Regions from separate parts of the Homo sapiens genome. Here all the other regions are linked to region 2. A link is an interaction called in ENCODE POLR2A ChIA-PET data of the cell type or tissue named here. Cell type or tissue: GM12878. All regions are shown on one strand.

Region 1 (5,000 bases), 91 kb before region 2:
ATCTCTGGAAATAAACAAAGTTGGGATTGGTTCTAGTCTTAGAGGCACACAATTGGTACTCAAACAGGAACATATACTTAAAGACTTTTTACAATGAGCTGGTACAGGCTCAAGGCTAAAAGTACAGTATTCAGTACCAGACTTCTCCATTTAAGCCTTAAAGACTTTTCTATATTATTTTTAACTACCAGTCATCTGATGACTACCTCTAAGAACCAAGCTGAGGTAAAACATGCAGACATCTGTTTAACAGTAGAATGTGTCAACACAGCAGAGCAACCTGTACTCAACTGCTGTCATACATGTTTGCTCCTTGGTTCCGGAGAATCAGCCTTTTCCATCGTAAGTATTAAGAGGTAAAGAGAAAAAAGAACAAAGGTGTGCCATAAAGGCCTATTCCCTTATAAGCCCGAGAAACTAATCTAAAAACCAAGAAACCATTCCCAGAGGGAATCCATTTCTACTCCATCACCTAGCATATACACACTTTGGCTGCTGGCCTGTTGCCCATTTGCAGGTATTGGCGGTGGTGGCGGCTGCTGCTGTTGCTGCTGGTGGTGCTGCTGCTGGTGGTGATGTTGATGATGCTTTCTTGGAGTATGGTTTTGCTTCTCCAAGTTAAAAGTTTTATTACTCTGCATTTTTGCACCCTACAAAGAAAAAGTAGACTAATAAATAAATTCAGTACTAATAACACAATCAGCCACCTTCCTGATGACTTATATGTAATTCATCACCTTAAGTGCTCTGGCTTTTGTCAGAGGCAAACAATTTGTTACTTTGAACAACCATGACAAAGAAGAACAATTCAAAAATCTATCAGTGCTGCATATGGAAACTATGTTAAAAAAAATCTTGCGTTCTGGAGGTTACAAAATATAGTAAAAATCAAACAAAAAAGGAAAAAAATAAAGAAAAAATAAATAAAAAGGCTGGGTGCAGTGGCTCACGCCTGTAATCCCAACACTTTGGGAGGCGGAGGTGGGAGGACTGCTGGAGTCCAGGAGTTTGAGACCAGCCTGGGCAACATGGTGAAACCTCACCTCTACCAAAAAAATACAAAAATTAGCTGGGTGTGGTGGCGCACGCCTGTGGTTCTAGGTACTCGGGAGGCTGAGGTGGGAGGATCACTTGAGCCCAGGAGTTCAAGACCAGCCTAGACAACACCGTGAGACCCCCATCTCTACAACAACATTTAAAAATGACCCAGGCAGGTTGGGCGTGTGGCTCAAGACTGTAATCCTAGCACTTTGGGAGGCCAAGGTGGGTGGATCACCAGGTCAGGGGTTCGAGACAAGCCTGGCCAACATGGTGAAACCACATCTATACTAAAAATACAACTACCCAGGAATGGTAGCGGGCGCCTGTAATCCCAGCTACTTGGGAGGCTGAGACAGGGGAATGGCTTGAACCTGGGAGGTGGAGGTTGCAGTGAGCTGAGATCGTGCCACTGTACTCCAGCCTGGTGACAGAGTGAGACTCCGTCTCCAAAAAACAAAACAAAACAAAAAAACACTACCCAGGCATAGTGGTGCCGTAGTCCCAGCTACTCAGGAGGCTGGAGCTGGAGGTTCACTTGAGCCCACGAGTTAGAGGCTGTAATAAGCCATGACTGTGCCACTGCACTCCAGCCTGGGCAACCAAGAAAGACTCTATCTCAAAAAAATAAAAAATAAAAATAAAAATCTGGCCAGGCACAGTGGCTCACACCTGTAATCCCAGCACTTTGGGAGGCTGAGGCAGGCAGATCACGAGGTCAGGAGATCAAGACCATCCTGCCTAACATGGTGAAACCCCGTCTCTACTAAAAATACAAAAAATTAGCCGGGCGTGGTGGCAGGCGCCTGTAGTCCTGGCTATTCGGGAGGCTGAGGCAAGAGAATGGCGTGAACTCAGGAGGCGGAGCTGGCAGTGAGCCGAGATTGCGCCACTGCACTCTAGCCTGGGCAACAGAGCTAGACTCTGTCTCGAAAATAAAATAAAATAAAAAATTTTAAAAAATTTAAAAAATAATAAAATTAAAAACAACGAGGCATCAGCAGTTATACTGCACATAAAAACTAAATGAGTACTGGATGAGAACTGTTTGCACTAGAATCGCTTAAGGAACTTCCCAGTTCAATACTACACATTAATAGAAAACTACTTTTCCAAAAAATCTACTCTTAAAAACTCGCCCCATCACACATTTAAGCATATTTTAAAAACAAAATGATCGAAATAGATTCTGGTTATCACAAGGACAAAGACTAGTAAAGTCTTATCTTCTCTGGTACCTACCAATCCTAGCCCACAGTACATACCGTGGAAATAACAGTGGTACTAGTATGGGCTGTGAGGTTAGGCATCCTTAGGTTTGAATTGTGTTCCTCAATTGTGTACTACTTACTAGTAAATTACTCTGTACCTGTTTCTTCAGCTGTTCTAAAGGGGATGATAAAAATACCTGTCTCTCAAAGTGGCTATGAGAATAAACATGTGAAAATGCTGGCTCACTACTGGCATACAGTACACACTCTAAATATTTATTAATTACAGTGGAAAGACAAATGACTACTAAAGCAATAAAAGCAAACATAAAAAGATAGGCCAGGCGAGATGGCTCATGCCTGTAATCCCAGCACTTCAGGAGGCTGAGGCCAGTGGATTAGCTGAGGTCAGGAGTGCAAGAACAGCCTGACCAACATGGTGAAACCCCATCTCTACTAAAAATACAAAAATTAGCGGGGTGTGGTGGCACATGCCTGTAATCCCAGTTACTCAGGAGGCTGAGCCAGGAGAATCACTTGAACCTGGGAGGCGGAGGTTGCCGTGAGCCGAGATTGTGCCATTGCACAAGAGTGAAACTCCATCTCAAAAAAAAAAGAAAAGATAAATAGGCTGGGCACAGTGGCTCACATCTGTAATCCCAGCAATCTGGGAGGTCTAGGCAGGAGGACTGCTTGGGCCCAGTAGTTAGAGACCAGCCTGGGCAACATAGTGAGCCCCACCTCTACAAAAAATATGTATTAAAAAAATTAGACAGGCATGATAGCACACTCATGTAGTCCCAGCTACTTGAGAGGCTGAGGCTGCAGTGAGCTGTGATCACGCCATTGTATTCCAGCCTGGGCAGGGAGAATGAGACCCTGTCTCAAGAAAAAAAAAAAAAAAAAAAAAGATAAAAATAATAAAATGTTAAATTCTATCATTTAAAAATCAACATAAGATTAAAAAGAAAACAAGTGCTCTGTGCTCCCAAACGTTGAAATAAAAAAAAAAAAAAAAAAATGAAGCCAGCATGGTGGCTCAGGCCTGTAATCTCAGCACTTTGGGAGGCTGAGGCAGGAAGATGGCTTGACCCCAGGAGTTTGAGACCAGCCTGGGCAACATAGCAAGACTCGGTCTTTATTTAAAAAAAAAAAAAAAAAAAAGGGTAGGGGGGAGGGGAGGCCAGGTGCAGTGGCTCATGCCTGTAGTCCCAGCTACTTGGGAGGCTGAGGCTGGAGAATCACTTGAACCCACGAAGAGGAGGTTACAGTGAGGCAAATCATAACACTGCACTCCAGCCTAGGCAACAGAATGAGACCCTGTCTCAAAAAAAATAGAGAAAAAAATAGGCTGGGTGCAGTGGTTCATGCCTGTAATCCCAGCACTTTGGGGGACTAAGGCAGGCCAGATCACCTGAGGTCAGGAGTTCGAGACCAGCCTGGCCAACATGGTGAAACCCTGTCTCTACTAAAAATACAAAAAAATTAGCCGGGTGTGGTAGCTTGCACCTGTAGTCCCAGCTACTTGGGAGGCTGAGGCAGGAGAATTGCTTGAACCAAGGAGGACGAGATTGCAGTGAGCAGAGATGCTGCCATTGCACTCCAGCCTAGGCGGCAGAGTGAGACTTGGTCTCAAAAATAAATGAATAGGCCAGGCGTGGTGGCTCACACTGGTAATCCCAGCACTTTGGGAGGCCGAGGAGGGTGGATTGCTTGAGGTCAGGAGTTCAAGACCAGCCTGACCAACATGGTGAAAACCCGTCTCTACCGAAAACACAAAAATTAGCTGGGCATGGTGGTGGGCATCTGTAATCCCAGCTACTCAGGAGGCTGAGGCAGGAGCATCACTTGAACCTGAGAGGCGGAGGTTGCAGTAGGCCAAGACAGTGCCGCTGCACTCCAGCCTGGGCAACAAAGTGAGAGTCTGTCTCAAAAAATAATTATAAACACAGAAAATTATATTTCTCAGATGAAAGAAATGCGACAAAGGCTTGGTAACTATTGATTTTGATGATGAGTATACGGGAATACTTTCAAGTGTATAAAAACATTCCTAATCTGTTTAATGTCACATCCCACCAAAACTGAAAACATTAATGCAATTACCAAATTCTGTATCCAAAAGTTTAGTAAGAAAAAAAGTAACAAGAGCTATCAAGATGTTAATTCATAGTCTTTAATTTGGAAATTCTACTCCTGGAAATTTATCCTAATAATTTTAAAATTAAAAACTACACCCGTGAAAGTGTTCATTGTAATGGCCTTTATGGTAAGAAAACAATAAAAATGACTTAAATTTCCAAAATTAGGGGAATGGTTTTCATGAAAGTACGGTACATCTATACAACAGAATGTTCACAGCCTTAAAAATTATGAAGACCACATAAACACGAGTATGTCTGATATTCTAACGGGGAAAGGTTTTTTCTAATTTTAAAGATGTGAATATAGACAAGGGAACAGAAGGTAGGCAAAAATGAAAACAACTGCATTGCTTTTAGGTTACTGATAATTTTTCAATTCACGATTTCATTCAAAAAATATTCAGTGAATGCCTACCATTTGCTAGGCACTATTCTAGATGGTTACAGTGGATTAGTGAACAAAGCAGATTCTTGCCTACAGAACTTGCTTCTAGTGAGAGACAATATATATAAGTAAATTATATAGTACTTAAGAGGTAAGTGCTATGGGAAAATAAATAAAAATGGGGGAGGAAGGCAAAGTGGATAGGGAGAAGGAGGCAGATGG
Region 2 (5,000 bases):
TACTAACGAAACTTGGCACCACAGGTTTCATTTCAATAAATATTTGTTAAGTTCCTGGTACCTACTGTGTACCAGGAACTCTGTTAGGGGCTGTGGAGGATGCAAAATGAATGAGATGAGTCTCATTGGTTGTTTAAATAAGTAGCTCTACTACAAGGTAAGTGAAATCAGTGTTAAACAGAGGTATTAGCAATATGTTGTGGGAACACAGGTAAAAAGGGGAAGGGGGATGGGAAGTCATGTTTACTGAACACCTATGACAGCAAGTCTTGTCACACATGTTTTCACAGAGATTAATTCTGACTAGGGGAATCTGAAATGATTTCATGGACTAGGACGTTTGAGTTGGGCCTTGGAAGGGAGTAGTAGACATTGGATCAGGAAAAAATCAAAGGAAGAATGCTTGAAGTTGAGAGGACATTGTGTAAAAAGGCAACAGGGCATGAAAGTGCATAAGCTGTTCAAGGAACACAGGATATTGGATATGGCTGGGCCATAGGGTATAAAAGGGTAGTGTGGGTAATGAGGCATGGAAAGGTGGGCTGGCACCAGATTTTGGAGGAGTTTTAGTGCCTGGCTTGGAAATTTGAATTTTATTTTTTATTTGGTAGGCAGTGAGGAACCACTAAAAGCTTTTCAGTGAGAATGACAAGGTAGAAACAGTGCTTTAGGGTGATTAACGTGACGGGGTGCACTGGGGACTAAGTAGGCTAGAGGCTGCAAAGGTAGGTAGGAGGCTGTGTCAACAATCTAGGCATGAGATTATGAAGGTTTAATCTAGGGAGGTGGCAATAGTGATGAAAAGGAAGTGACGAATATAATAAGATTGCAAGAGGCAATGTTGTGTGGTACAAAGTACATTGGATGGGGTTTCCAATATCCCTGAGTTCTAGTCTTTTTTTTTTTTTTTTTGAGACAGAGTCTCACTCTATCGCCCAGGCTGGAGTGCAGTGGCGTGACCTCCGCTCACTGCAACCTCCACATTCCGGGTTCAAGCAATTCTCCTGCCTCTGCCTCCTAAGTAGCTGGGACTACAGGCCCCCACCACCACGCCCGGCTAATTTTTGTATTTTTAGTAGAGACGGGGTTTTGCCATGTTGGCCAGGCTGGTCTCGAACTCCTGACGTCAGATGATCTGCCCGCCTCGGCCTCCCAAAGTGTTGGGATTACAGGCGTAAGCCACTGCGCCTGGCCCCTGGGTTCTAGTCTTGACTTCCATTCACAGGCTGTATTGCCTTGCCTCCCACAGACTCAATTTTTTCTTTTGAAAAAGGCGAAGCTGGCTGGGCGTGGTGGCTCACGCCTTTAATCCCAGCACTTTGAGAGGCCGAGGTATGCGGATCACCTGAGGTCAGGAGTTTAAGACCAGCCTGGCCAACATGGCACACCCCCATCTCTACTAAAAACACAAAAATTAGCCGGGCCTGGTGGCACGCGCCTGTAGTCCCAGCTACTCAGGAGGCTGAGGCAGAAGAATTGCTTGAACCCGGGAGGCAGAGGTTGCAGTGAGTCGAGATCGCGCCATTGCACTCCAGCCTGGACAACGAGAGTAAAATTCCGTCTCAGAAAAAAAAAAAAAAAAAGAAAGAAAAAGAAAAGAAAAAGAAAAAGGCGAAGCTGGAGAAATAAGTACCTTTAAGGTTTCCTACAGCTGGAATATGCTTAACGACTGTACTGCATGGGGCTTTATGTAGGACTAACTGACCAGACTTGGTAAAGGATTAACTAACTAGGAAAATGGAGGTGCCATGAATAGGATAGTGGAGTCAAAGAGGGAAGCTAGTAGTATGGGGAAAGATGATGTGCAGACATGCTGGGTGTGAGGTGTTAGTGGAACACCTAGCTGACTGTACAAAGGGTGGGATAGCAGCTCTGAAGCAGGCAAGGGTGGGAGAGATTTCGGATTTGGCAACCAAAAGCCTGAAAGCAACACTAGAAGCTATGCAGACAGATGAGTTTATCGAAAGAGGAAATGAGTATATGAGAGCAAAGAGCGAAGAACCATGGGAAGTGAGAAAAGCTGGTGGGGGGAAGACAAGGAAGGAACAACTGCCTGTGAGCCTTGAACAAGCTACTTCCATTTTCTGGCTCTTTAGTCTCCTCATTTGTAAAATGAGGGGGCTGGAGTAAGTAAGCTCTATAAGGCTCTCAGCTGTGACATCTATGCATAATCACAGAAGATCGAAGTGTACAGAACACCATGGAAACTGAAGAGAGATTCTGAAAGGAGGCTTTAAGAGGTCACTTGCATCCAATGCTGCAGAAGTGTCAGAGACTGAGGACTTAAATGAAGCCACTGATTAGCAATTTAAAGATCCTCTCCAAGGTAAGGACCCCTCCCTCTCAAGCCACTACTTTTCTATGACCTTTCTCCTACCATCTCTAAATGTGAACATTCTGTAAAATTCCGTTCTCTGGCTGGGCGCCGTGGCTCACGCCTGTAATCCTAGCAGTTTGGGAGGCCGAGGCGAGCGGAGCACCTGAGGTCGGGAGTTTAAGATCAGCCTGACCAACATGGAGAAACCCCATCTCCACTAAAAATACAAAATTAGCCGGGCGTGGTGGCGCATGCCTGCAATTCCAGCTACTTGGGAGGCTGAGGCAGGAGAACCACTTGAACCGGGGAGGTGGAGGTTGCTGTGAGCTGAGATCGTACCATTGCACTCCAGCCTGGGCAACAAGAGCAAAACTCTGTCTCAAAAAAAAAAAAATTTCGTTCTCTGCCCTCCAGGGAGACTTAGCCACACTCCCATAGCAACTGTTATCTCTACAAGGTAGATCAGAAATCTCTGGTTCATACCTTCCTTTCGCACCTCAATTCACATTTCCAACTGTCTATTGGACATTTCCACCAGTCACTGAAATTTAGCTTGCAGTAAAATTAATAATACTAATGATAATAGCATTATTTAAATTTAAATAGTATTAAATTAAATAGTATTATTTAAATTATTAAATTTAGCTTGCAGTAAAATTAATAATACTAATGATAATAGCTAACACTCAGTACTTAATTTTGGGTCCTGTACTAAGCATATCACATATGTTATCTCCTTTACATCCTATAACAATCCTACAAGGTAGGTATTTTATTATCCCCACTTTGTCGATGAGGAAGCTGAGGGTCAGAGATTTTTTCTTTTTTTGAAACAGAGTCTTGCTCTGTTGCCCAGGCTGGAATGCAGTGGCGTAAGCTTGGCTCACTGCAACCTCCATCTCCTGGACTCAAGTGATCCACCCATCTTAGCCTTCTGAGTAGCTGGGACTACAGGTGCCTGCCACCATGCATGGCTAATTTTTCTATTGTTTGTAGAGACAGGGTTTCACCATGTTGCCTATAGCTGGTCTCGAACTCCTGGGCTCAAATGATCCACCCACCTCGGCCTCCCAGAATGCTGGGAGTACAGGCATGAGCCACAGCACCCAGCCCAGAGATGTTAAATAATGTCTAAGGTCACATAACTGGGGTGTCACGTAGTCAAGATTCTTCCTGATTCCACAGCCTGAGAGCTTAATAGCTTCACTATAATCGATCTAAAAATCAAGTCATTATATTTATTTCCCAAATCAGATCACCTCCCTTACTTCTCTATTTCTACTTCTACTTCACTCTCCCCCAGTATCTTTTCATTGGCTTAGAACAGGCCCTCATCCCCTCCTGCTCAGACAATTATGAAAGTGTCTCAAATGGTCTCCCCACTTGCAGTTTTACCCTTCCAATTCCGGACATGTGATCAATCCGGCTTAAAAAAACCTCTGAAGGCTCCCATTATCTAGATTACAGAATAAAGTCCAAACTCCTGAACATGGCTAAAGGAGTCCCTTCACAGTCTAGCCCCTAGCAGCCTGCAGTTTAGCTGCACTGAACTGTTAGTCATCCCCAACCATGTCACAGACATTTACATCTGAATGCCTTTCCTCATGTGTCCCTCTACCTGGAGTGCCCTCCCCACTCTTCACTGGGATAACTTCTACTCATCTTTCAAATCCCAACGTCATCTTCTCTGTGAAGATTTCTCAGATTCCCAACCCCTTCTTCTGATAGAAATTATGTTCCCTTCTTGTGCTCCTGGATCTCGATGTCTGTCTCTTACTACACTATGAGACCTTGGGGGTGATGACCACATCCTGTTCTTTTTTTTTCTTTTTTTCTTTTTTTTTTTTGAGACAGAGAATGAGATATGACCAAACAGTTTTAAGGAGCTAAGGTTGACTTTAGGTACCAAATGCTAACAAAGCCCTCATGAGAAAACTGGCCTGGTACCTGGCTTACAGGGATCCCAGCCTTATTATTGTTTACAAAACAAGCCTAGTCTCATTAGAGTCAGTATTATTGCCTGGGTGGGTGCAGTGGCTCATGCCTGTAATCCCAGCACTTTGGGAGGCTGAGGCAGGCGGATTACTTGCCCAGGTAAGTCACAAGGTCACTTCTTGGCAGAAACCTTAAGATATTTATGGGACTTTGAGAAGAGAGGAATTCACCCAGATTTATAGATACCACAGGTGAAATCTGGTCACAAGTTCTTGGCTTGGCTTCCTAGCCTCCAGAAGGCTTTTAAAAATCTAATATGAGGCCAGGCGCGGTGGCTCACGCCTGTAATCCCAGCACTTTGGGAGGCTGAGGTGGGTAGATCACGAGGTCAGGAGATCAAGACCATCCTGGCCAACATGGTGAAACCCTGTCTCTACTAAAAATACAAAAATTAGCCGGGTGTGGCGGCGCATGCCTGTAGTCCCAGCTACTCAGGAGGCTGAGGCAGGAGAATTTCTTGAACCTGGGAGGAGGAGGCTGCAGTGAGCCGAGATCATTCCATTGCACTCCAGCCTGGCGACAGAGTGAGACTCTGTCTCAAAAAACAAACAAACAAAAAAAAACAAAAACAAACAAACAAACAAATCTAATATGAGATTCCAGGCTGGGCACCGTGACTCATGCCTATGATCCCAGCACTGTGGGAGGCCAAGGTGAGTGGATTGCTTGAGCCCAGGAATTTGAGACC
Region 3 (5,000 bases), 120 kb after region 2:
ATAGATAGATAGATAGATAGATAGATAGATAGATAGATAGATAGATAGAGATGGGGTTTCTCCATGTTGGTCAGGCTGGTCTCACACTCCTGACCTCAGGTGATCCGCCTGCCTCGGCCTCCCAAAGTGCTGGTATTACAGGCATGAGCCACCCCAGACTCCTCTCATATATTTTAAATCATCTTTAGATTACTTATTAATACCCAACACAATGTAAATGCTATATAGTTTTTATACTTTATTTTTTATTTTTAGTATGTTTTTGTTGGTGTATTGCAATTTTTGTTGTTGTTTTTTGAATTTTTTTTTTTGAGACAGAGTCTCACTCTGTCACCCAGGCTGGAGTGCAGTGGCATGATCTCAGCTCACTGCAACCTCTGCCTCCTGGGTTCAAGCAATTCTCCTGCCTCAGCCTTCCAAGTAGCTGGGGACTACAGGCATGTGCCACCATGCCTGGCTAATTTTTGTATTTTTTGGTGGAGATGGGGTTTCTTCATATTGCCCAGGCTGGTCTCAAACTTCTGACCTCAAGTGATCTGCCCACCTCGGCCTCCCAGAGTGCTGGGGTTACAGGCGTGAGCCCCTGCGCCTGGCCTGTTTTTTGAATATTTTTGATCTGCAGTTGGTTGAATCCACAGATGCAGAACCCATGGATATGGATAACCGTATTGAGTAATTTTAGTGGGGTTCCTGGACATTGTGTATGTTATGTTGTGGAGATTCTGGATTCTGTTATATTCTCCGAGAGGGTAGATGTGTTTCTTTTAGCAGGCAATTAACTTGTTTAGATTCAAACTGTACTTTGCCTTGCCTGTGGTTAGTGGCAGCTCAAATCTTAGTTCCATTCTTTTAGTTTTAGATGGAAACTGCCCTATGCATGCATAGTTCAGAATATGCCTTGGGGAAGAATTTATACAGGTAATTTAGGGCTCCTTTTCTCAGAATCTCTCCTTTCTTAGCTATCTCCTCACTTTCCAGAGACTGTGGTTGTCCCAGGCTTTGTCCTCTGGTTCTTCAGGCTAGAAAGATAAGAATTTCCTGATGGACTTTCAGTGATGTGGCCAGTGATTGCAGCCTGACCTCAGGCTGAGGCCATAAAACATGGGAAACTCACCCCATGCTGATCTCTTATTCCAAGTTCCAATTGCCTTCTGAAATCTGCCTGCTTTTGTTCACTCTCTGGAGCCTTCAAGTTGTGTGTATGTGTGTGTGTGCGTGCGCTTGCGTGTGTGTATCTGTGTGTGTGTGTGTATTTTGTCCAGAGTTTACAGATGTTATCTATTGAGAATTTACTCCATCATACTGAGAATGGAAACTGTAAGAGATTCTCAGATGAACTTACTTCATATTTTAGGGGTAAAATCATAGACTTCAACTTCTTTCTTTTTCACCTTAATATTTCTGTATATCATCACCCATATTCTCCTCTTGCTTCAGAGAAAAAGGCCAACTTGTCCACTTTTTCCCCTTTTTCCACCACCTTATTTATATTTGTGGCAGGACCTACAGTTCACCAATCCATTCATTCATTTACTCAACAAGTATGTATCAATCCAGGTGCTCTGCTAGGTGTTAGGGGTAACGAGCAAGCAAAAATAGACTCTACTTCACTGAAACTGCTCTCTTCTAGGTCATAGGTCATCAAAAGTCCGGTTTCTTTTCTTTTCCTCTTTTTTTGAGACGGAGTTTCGCTCTTTTGCCCAGGCTGGAGTGAAGTGGTGTGATCTCGGCTCATTGCAACCTCTGCTCCCCGGATTCAAGCGATTCTCCTGCCTCAGCCGCCTGAGTAGCTGGGATTATAGGCGCCCGCCACCACACCTCGCTATTTTTTTTTATTATTATTTTTAGTAAAGACAGGGTTTCTCCATGTTGGTCAGGCTGGTCTTGAACTCCTGACCTCAGGTGATCCACCCGCCTCGGCCTCCCAAAGTGCTGGGATTACAGGTGTGAGCCACCGCGCCTGGCAAGTCTGGCTTCTTAATCACCAGATAAAATAACTTTTTCTCAGTCTCATCCTCTTTAACTTCATTGCATCATCCTCCATTAACTCTGGTGACCAGCCTCTCCTTAAAATTTTTCCTTTGCCTTCCAGGTCTTCTCCCACCTTGTTGATTTTTCCTGTCACTTTCCAAGTAGGGGAATTCTCAGAGACTTTGTTCTTGGCTCTTTTCTTCTCTTGTCCTTCGCAGTCTTACTTGATCTTAGAGTTTCAACTACCACTTCTGTGTCCAAGACTCTCAAATCTCTCTCTTCAGCCTTGACCTCTCTCCTGAGGTTGAGACTTGAATTTCAGCTGTTTTTCTCTGCCTGATTGTCTAACAATGACACTAAATTGCAAGTAGTCAAAATCTAACTCATTATCTTGCCTCTGAACACGCTTTTCCTGCTGTGTTTCCTATTTCAGTTAATTCCTGATACTGGAAGCATAGAGTTAAATAAGAGCTCCATTAGGGGTGTTGTAAAAGGGATTCTTGCATTGGGTAGGAAGTTTGATGACAGGGAAAGCTGTAAAGTCCCTTTCAATTCTGTGATTCTATTATGTTCCCAGCACAGTGCTGTCCATTTCCTTCAAGGGGCTCACAATTGAACCGAGGGAGACAAACCAATTGAGTGATAACTGGTCTTGACTTTGAATGCAGCAGAAATTCAGAGAAAGGTGATAACATGCACTGAAGTAGTAAGAGAAGACTTTAAGAAGAAGAGAACCAAGCCAAGCTCTTCAAAGGTAGAAGCTGTGTCTTTTATTTCATTCATACTCCCACAGCACCATTCTCTGCACACTGTAGAAACTCCATAAAGGCTTTTTGAATGAGATTGTAATATTATTAATGTTTATTGAGTACACATTGAGTGCACAGTTCTTCACTAAATGATGTGGAGGTTAACCAAGATGCGGTCTCTTATCTTTTTTAACCACTCAACCAATGAATATTTACTGAGTGCCTGTTATTTACAAAACACCATGCTAGAAATTATAGGGATGCAAGATGCAAGAAAAATATGTCTTAGACCCTCCCTTAGGGAGTTTACAATGTGGTTGGTAAGATGAGACATATATGCACAGGAGGCTAACTAAGAATGTGAGCCAGAGCCAAATGAACACTACAGACAATAAGTGTAAACACAATTTTTAAAGTACAGGTTACTGTAGACTGGGTGGATATGGAGGCTTTATGGAGGAGGTGGGACCTGCACTGGGCTTTGAAGGATGGGCAGAAATTAAACAGGCTTGAAGTTCTCATAGTTAAGATACAATTCAACACATGAAGCGTCAGACTAAAGACCAAACAGATGAAGAACAACATCTAGGCAGGAATTTGCAGCTTATATCAGCATTTGTTAGAGTCATTCTATTTCCCTCCCACCATAATCACATTTTTTTTGTTCTTTTTCTTCCTTTTTAAAATATTTCCCCCCCCTCCTCTTTATGGTGACATACAGGGCTAAAATATTCTCCTCTGAGAGGCATGTTAAAAGCCTGAGCTCAAAAACCAGACTGGGTTCAAATCCTGATTTTATCACTATTTTGGGCAAGTTGCTTAATCCATCTATGCCTCATCAGTACACTACAGATATAAAAATAGCACCTATGTCATAGGATTGTTTTGAGGATTAACTGAGTTAAAATATATAAAGCACTTAAAATAGTACCTGGCACATAGTAAGTGTTCAATAAATGTTAGCTTTTATTAAGGGAAGAAGGCTGGCTAATTCAACATTATTGTCTTTCCAGGTCTTCTTGTTTCTAGATAACTAAGTATGTAATTAATGAACACCTCTATGGAAGCTGGAGGTCAGACTCTTGTCAGCTGATGGGTTAGGTCTTTAGCAACCCCATTAACATGCATAGACACTCACACACTTATGCTGCTGCCACTTTTTCCCAGATTGCCCTCACCCCTAGGCGACTTAGAGATACTTTTGTGAAATAAATACAATCACCAACTTAAGTAGGCAGGTTGAGTGTTAAAAGGGCACTTCATCAACATAGGGAGACAACTGACAACTTTCAGAAGGGATTTAGTTTAAAGTAGACTATCCCCAGGGAGGCCTCAGGTGAAATGAACGTCAAGAAGGGAACAAATCACTAATGGTAATAGGCAGCTGGATGGGTGTGTGTGGAAAGGAATGGGGTGCTCCATAGAAAGGCAGTTAAGCTCTGAATCCAGATCCCCTGGAATACAGATTGTATGGATATGAGCTCTACTCTTGTTTTCACCAGTCTACTACCTGTTTTTACAACCAGACCCTCCCCTCTTACTCCCTCCTTGCAGTTCCAGCTTCCTGCTCCCAGGAACACAAACACCCCAAATTACAGGGGCTTTTGATTGCCATTTCCTTGGGACAGCCTGAAGAGAGAATCGAAAGAAGTTCTTTTCAGTATGGTTGCATAACATCGAGTCGGAGATTGTGAAATGTCCTTTGAGAAAAATGTACGGGCAGGAAGATGAATAGGTGTCTGTTTGATTAAGGTACAGTATTGCCTGTGGGCAGGATGATGAACTAATGAGATTCCATACAATTTAAAGGTCCTAAATCTCCATTTCTCACCGCCCCCATTCTTGACTCCTTTTGGCCAAGAATCACTGTGGTCAAGGAAACGCAATAGAGAGGAAAGTGCACATCAAGTTCTGATGTCACCTGTTTGTCAAGAGATTTGACTCAGCTACTCTTTGTGTGTGTGTGTGTGTGTGTGTGTGTGTGTGTGTGTGTATGTGTGATAACTGAGGTACAGAGGATAACTGTGTTTCACCCAACATCACTTAGTAACTCTGAACTTCTGTGCCTGCCATGAAAAATAAAAAGGGTGCTCTGTGTGTGTGTGTGTGTGTGTGTGTGTGTATGGAAGCCAGCTAGCTGTTATTGCCTTATTAATGCAAAGGACTTAATTAGCCCAGTACCCTCTACTGTCCTCTTCTTTTCACCCTATCAAAATTTTCCCTCAAAGATCATTTATCATTTATTTACACCTCATTGTGAATTTAACTTGCACAATTCTC

What was found. ChIA-PET counts read pairs that join two places held together with the same protein. Peaks named below come from ENCODE experiments on the same cell type or tissue, not always from the same donor. Only the 100,000 strongest peaks of a DNase experiment are listed, where the experiment ranks them.
Region 1: POLR2A ChIA-PET joins it to region 2 with 5 read pairs; 27 of 35 experiments call an interaction of 5 or more read pairs at or near these places.
Region 3: POLR2A ChIA-PET joins it to region 2 with 5 read pairs; 10 of 35 experiments call an interaction of 5 or more read pairs at or near these places.

The regions. Positions count from the first base shown.
Region 1 is chrX:71,286,279-71,291,278 of GRCh38, reverse strand. It overlaps NONO (non-POU domain containing octamer binding), which reads right to left. Exons shown (of 12, transcript NM_007363.5): 3 at 488-650. The coding sequence starts at 641. Among named protein-coding and RNA genes, the nearest start is that of NONO, 5.1 kb to the right of the region's middle. In GM12878, no CTCF peak of the experiment used is centred here; no DNase peak of the experiment used is centred here; H3K4me3 peaks cover 1,158 bases.
Region 2 is chrX:71,195,235-71,200,234 of GRCh38, reverse strand. It overlaps LOC107985688 (a long non-coding RNA gene), which reads left to right and starts at 2,042. Exons shown (of 2, transcript XR_001755878.2): 1 at 2,042-2,326. RefSeq lists enhancers at 1,720-1,899, 4,046-4,175. In GM12878, no CTCF peak of the experiment used is centred here; DNase peaks (open chromatin) are centred at 1,974, 3,814 and 4,045; H3K4me3 peaks cover 2,573 bases; H3K27ac peaks cover 2,761 bases.
Region 3 is chrX:71,072,749-71,077,748 of GRCh38, reverse strand. It overlaps a transcript of SNX12 not described here. Among named protein-coding and RNA genes, the nearest start is that of SNX12, 6.9 kb to the right of the region's middle. In GM12878, no CTCF peak of the experiment used is centred here; no DNase peak of the experiment used is centred here.